2 separate regions of the Homo sapiens genome follow, and region 1 is linked to region 2. Evidence: chromatin loops called from intact Hi-C (ENCODE). Cell type or tissue: mammary epithelial cell. All regions are shown on one strand. Links, peaks and the distances in the headings refer to the core of each region. The heading gives the core; the rest is flanking DNA. Region 1 overlaps TMEM184B (transmembrane protein 184B). Region 2 overlaps TPTEP2-CSNK1E (TPTEP2-CSNK1E readthrough).

Region 1 (2,801 bases), core at 237-2,736, 110 kb before region 2:
TGGGTTCAAGCGATTCTCCTGCCTCAGCCTCCTGAGTAGCTGGGACTACAGGCATGCACGACCACGCCCAGCTAATTTTTGTATTTTTAGTAGAGATGGGGTTTCGCCATGTTGGCCAGGATGGTCTCGATCTCTTGACCTCACAATCCGCCCACCTTGGCCTCCCAAAGTGGTGGGATTATAGGCGTGAGCCACCGCGCCTGGCCACTATCGAGGTCTTATAATCCTTGGCTCTATCTGCAAGAGCCACAGCCAGCCAGGGAGTCCTTCTGGCAGCAAACTGGCCTCTGGCTCTTGTGTGGCCCTGCACCTGCGGCCCTCGGCTGTGCTCACCCCGGTTGGACAGTGAATGAAGCATCATTCTCTGTTGCTGTCATGCATTCAAATCTCTTTCCCTAACAGGAGTTCACACTTTTCCAGGGGAGAAACTTGTCCTGTCCTCTCTTTCACCATGCTGGCACAGAGCCCTAGGATTCAGAGACCCAGCTGCAAGTTTGGCCTTTGGCCATTACAAGATCTGGGTCACTCTGGACAAGTTTCAGAGCCTATTCAAATTTTTTTCACATTTGTAAATGGGGATAATATATATACTCTGCCAGGTACTTGGGAGGTGAGAATGAGCTAACAGTGATGAAAAACACGTGGGAAAACTGTGAAATGCCACGCAAACATTCCTAACAAACAGCAACTGCATAAAGCGACATACGGACACCGCCTCCTGCCTCTGAACCCCAAGGCCCTGTGCCTCTGATCACAGAACTCCCCAGCACTGTCTCAGAGTTGTCTTTATGGCCCACCCCCAACCCCACAATCAAACACTGAATGCATATGGGGGGTGGTTCCCACCCTGCCCCCATCTGCCTGCCCCTCCACACCCTCTGGTGACACATGCCAGCACTATGAATTCCAGCCCTCGCAGATGGTACGTGGCACTAAGCCCTCTTCCAAGACTCAGCCCTCTCTTTGAGAACAGGAAGCACTAGTCACAGGGTTCACAGGCTAAACACACACTTATCTCCACTATCCCCCTCCTCGCCCTCCTAACGCCACTGAAATGAGAAGGAATGAGGGTGGGGTGGGGAGCAAACCTTCAAGGACAAGAGGAGTGGCAACAGCCAAGCGACATCAACAAAGCTCTGAACGCCACATGCCCACCGCTCCATGGTCACCGAGTGGCGGATGGTTGGGGGTGGGGGTGGGAGTCAGAGCCCTAGGAAAAATCAGCACTGCACATGCCAGGCAGCTCTGGTGGCTGTGGGTGAGGGTGCAGACGCAGAAGCTGGTTAAAAGTCTCCACGTGGAGCCACTGCATTACAAGTTTCAACAGAGGCTGAGACAGCTCTATCCTCAGAACACGGTCCAGCTGAGGGCAGTAATGGGACAACTTGGAGAAAATCCAAAGACTAAGCCTGAATACGAAGGGCGAGAGGTCCTCTCAGATCTCTGCCACGCTGTACCAGTCACTCAGCCTGTGCAGTGTTTTGAGGCAGGAGATGAAAAATTATTCTCTACAGAAACAGGTCCCAGAATTTAAAAAGGCTTCATTTGGTACCTGCCCCCCATGCTGCATACAAACAGCCAAGGAAACACCCCATGTTCCATCACCCAATCAGGAGGTCCAGCAATTTTTTTTTTTTCTGGGGCGGGTAGAGATGAGGTCGAGGTCTCGCTCAGTTGCCCAGGCTGGAGTGCAGTGGCACGATCACAGCTCACTGCAGCCTCAAACTCCTGGGCTCAAGCCATCCTCCCGCCTCAGCCTCCTGAGTTGCTGGTATTTTAAGCCCTTCTTATATATAAAAAATAGCCAAGGATACTGATATTTGAGGAGCGCTTCTAACAAGAAGGTCAAAGACCAAAGCGACCAAACAGAAGAAAGGAATTCAAGAGATAGAGACAATGTAGGGAACAGAAGAAAACTGCAATGACCATCCCCAGAGACCAAAAAACAATACTCTCTCACGTACCAAGAACAAGGCATCATAAAGAAAAAGAATGGAGAGAGCTACTGACATTCTAAAACATGATAAAGGAACTAAAACATTCAACAGAAAAGCTCAAAGGTAAGATTAAAAAAACAAACAATCAAAAACAAAAAACAAAACAAAACAAAGTTCATGGAAAACAGTACCAAAAAAGAGCCAGAAAATTATAAAGAAAATCTGAGGCTCAATCCAGAAGCGCGAGGTCCTACTAGCAGGAATTCCAGAAAGGGAGATTGGAAGAAAGTGGAGGGGAAGAAATGATCAAAGAAACATACAGAAAGACTTCCCAGAACCTTAAGGCAGGAGCATCCACACTGGAAGGGCCCGCCAGGTTGCCGAGCACAATGACTATCCCACCTCCTGTGAGATTTCAGGACACTGGGGATTAAGACAAGATCCTAAATGCAAAGAGGAGAGGGGGGGAAAAAAAGGCAAAAAAAAAAAAAAAAAAAAAAAGCACAAGCAGGTCACACACACATACAGGCACTAGGGATCAAATACAGCAGACTTTCCAGAAATTACATCAGAATCTAAGACAGTGAAGACATGCCTTCAAAATTCAAAGGGAGAAGGATTTCCAACTTAGGATTGTATTTCCCTTGAATACCAATCAAATACAACAATATACTAAAGATATTTTCAGATTCCACAAAATAGACCTCCCATGCACTCTCTTTCTCAGGAAGCTGCTGGAAGACGTGCTCCAACCAGGCAGGGAGAGCAAACCATGAACAAGGAGGAAACAGCCTCCACGGAACAGGTGACTCAGCACAGGAGAAGCGGTTTCCAGGCTTATGGTGAATGAAAGAGCCAGGGCAA
Region 2 (2,801 bases), core at 154-2,653:
CGTGGCCAGTGGGCAGGGAATATCAGGACTCCAGGCTGAGCCCAGGAGGTGTGCAGAGATCATAGGGGGCCCTCATCCTGTGCTAGAAGCAAGGAGGGATGAGGGCTGGAGGGTTTCAGCTCACGGAACACAAGGTTCAGCTGAGCTGGGGTCGGTAGAAGGTCAGAGAGGATGCCCGGCACTCCCAGGAGGTGACAGGTGGCCACAGGAGTGGGAGGGGGAAACGGAAGAGGACTTGCTCACTCAAGTGTCAGCAGATCCGAGGGCCTGCCAGGGGCATGAGCAGGAGCCTGGCGGACCCCCCCGCAGACTGCTGCCCTCAAGAGATGCAGGGCCAGGGGTGAGGAGGAGGCAGGGAGGCTACTCACCCTTGCTTTGCAGGATGAGAAAAGCTGCGGAGAAGGAAGAGGGCAGCTCTACCTGGGATGATGGCCAGGAAGGCAGTGCAGAGGCGGTGGCGTTGACCTGGTGGGGAAATGATCATTCTCCTGGCCAACCCGTGCCCCTCTCTGTCCTAAATGCTTTTCACACTCTGCCCCTGGGAGGCTGGTGTTATTAGCATCCCCACTTAACAATGGCTGGAGAACCCTGGTGGCAGGGGTCAGTGACTTGCTCAAGGTCACATGGCTAGTCTTGAACCCTGGCAAGGGGGCTACAGGGCCTGGCTCTTGACCCCAGCTGCCTCGGAGCACAGAGGACCCCCAGGCAGGGGACAGCAAGAGCAAGCCCATGGGGCTGAGAAGGGGTGGCTTTCGGAGGACAGGCTTTTCGCTCACTTTTGCTTTTTGCCTAAAAGCGGAGGGAAGAGCAAGCTGGAGGTGAGCAGACTCAGTTGAGTCCCCACCATGTGAGCTCCCGACTGTGCAACTCCACCTCTCCAAGCCTCAGTCTTCCAGTCTATAAGATGGGGCTAAGATTCCCGCCTTGAAGCTTATGAAGACAAAACCCAATGCCTGGTGTATACCAGGTACTCAGGAAAGTGGGTTCCTGTCCCCCCTCACACCCCTGGGGAGGTCAGGGACAGAGTCTGGAAAGGTCTGTTAGTCCAGGCCACCTTGTATACAGAGAGCAGGCTTGTCACTGGCCAGAGGCATCCTCCAGAGAAGGAAATTCTTTGAACCTCCAGATGCTGATGGCACGGGGGTGACGGCGGTGATGAGGAGAATGGGGATGAGTATGAAGGCGGTGACGAAGAGGGTAATTCTGGTGACTAAGTTCTGGTCACTCCCTGACATTCAGGCAGGCCAGGACAGGCTTGGCTAAGCACTGAGCATAGCTCTGAGAGGCGGGAGGTGGTGAGTGAGTGTCAGCACCCAGCTAACTCTGCTATGGGGATGATGCACCTGTCACTCTGTCACCTGACCGTGCCCCACCCTCGGGTCATGGCCTTGATAATTCCCTCTGTCCCCGCTTTTGCTGCTCTGACGGAGCACATCCTGTGGGATTGGCTGCCCAGGAGGCCACATTTCCTAGAAGGGGAGACACCTCCCTGAGGTCACACAACAAAGCTCGAGCAGGACAGGAACCCAGGGGTCCTGACTCTCTTGGGTTGTCCCTACCAGTCCCACCTCCTCCATGGAGTTCAGAGGTTGGACAGGAAGTCTGCAGTGAACCAATCCGTAGGCTGATTCCAGCTGAGCCCCTACTTTGTGTTGGCACCAGGAAGGGCCTGGAATTTGTCAAGACAGGGCCATCAGAGGATGCCCCTGTGAGCCATCCAGGAGGCAGAGGAGGGAGCAGGGTCAGCCTGCCAGGCTGGGGAAGGGCATTCCTAGAGGAAGGGAAGGCGAAGGCCAAGGGGTAGCAGGGACGGGCAAGGTATGGAGGTCTAGACGGAAGTAGAGGCTGCTGGGAGGCTGCTCCGAAGCTGCTCCTTGAGCTGGGTACAGGTGCCCACAGGGCTAGGGCAGGGCCTGCACAAGGAGTGATGGGAGAGGTCAGCGGGTCAAGTGCCAGGAGCCTTAAATGCCAGACCAAAGCCTCTGGACTGTGTCTTGTAGACCACAGGGGTCCTAGCAGGTTTTTAGCAGAGGACAGAGCTCAGGGTCTTCCCAGATGGCAGGGATGTGCGTGACAGCTGGGGTAGGTGCAGGGCGGATGGTAAGACTCTAAGGCTCCCTGAGTTACGGTGACCAAGAGGCCTTGTGAGCGCGTAGCATCTTGTCCACGTGACTCTGTGTGGGGAGGGCTGGGAGATAGCAGGGTAATGGGCCCCTGGGCAGTAAGACCTCATTTTTTTGTTGTTGTTGTGTTTAAGACAGGGTCTCGCTCTGTCACCCAGGCTGTGCGGTGGTGTGATCACAGCTCACTGCAGCCTCATCCTCCCAGGCTCAAGCAAGCCTCTCACCTCACGCTCCCAAGTAGCTGGGACCACAGGCACACACCACCACACCCAGCTGATATTTTTATTTTTTGTAGAGACAGGGTCTTACTCTGTTGTCCAGGCTGGTGTCACACTCCTGGACTCAAGCAATTTACCCACCTCAGTCTCCCAAAGGGCTCGGATTAAAGGCATGAACCACTGCACCTGGACTCTTTAATTTTTTAAGTAAAAATTATTTATTTACTCTGGAGACAGGGTCTTGTTCTGTCCCCCAGACCGGAGTGCAGTGGTGCAATCATGGCTCACTACAGCCTCAACCTCCTCCTGTATAGCTGGACTACAGGCGCACGTTACCACACCTGGCTAATTTTTTTTTTTTTGAGACGATGTTTTGCTCTGTCGCCCAGGCTGGAGTGCAGTGGTGCAATCTCGGCTCACTGCAAGCTCCACCTCCCAGGTTCACGCCATTCTCCTGCCT

What was found. Hi-C counts contacts between places; a loop is a spot of excess contacts. Peaks named below come from ENCODE experiments on the same cell type or tissue, not always from the same donor. Only the 100,000 strongest peaks of a DNase experiment are listed, where the experiment ranks them.
Region 1: it touches region 2 in a loop (3-fold over the local background); 8 of 110 quality-filtered maps call a loop at or near these places.

What each region holds. Positions count from the first base shown.
Region 1 is chr22:38,238,318-38,241,118 of GRCh38, forward strand. All of the region lies in intron 3 of TMEM184B (transmembrane protein 184B), which reads right to left. Among named protein-coding and RNA genes, the nearest start is that of TMEM184B-AS1, 8.4 kb to the left of the region's middle. In mammary epithelial cell, for the core only: a CTCF peak has its summit at 1,375 (motif pointing right); a DNase peak (open chromatin) is centred at 924; H3K27ac peaks cover 2,500 bases.
Region 2 is chr22:38,347,121-38,349,921 of GRCh38, forward strand. The region is part of intron 4 of TPTEP2-CSNK1E (TPTEP2-CSNK1E readthrough); the gene reads right to left. It also overlaps the pseudogene TPTEP2. Among named protein-coding and RNA genes, the nearest start is that of CSNK1E, 31 kb to the left of the region's middle. RefSeq lists enhancers at 1-877, 1,092-1,251. In mammary epithelial cell, for the core only: no CTCF peak of the experiment used is centred there; a DNase peak (open chromatin) is centred at 1,231; H3K27ac peaks cover 1,316 bases.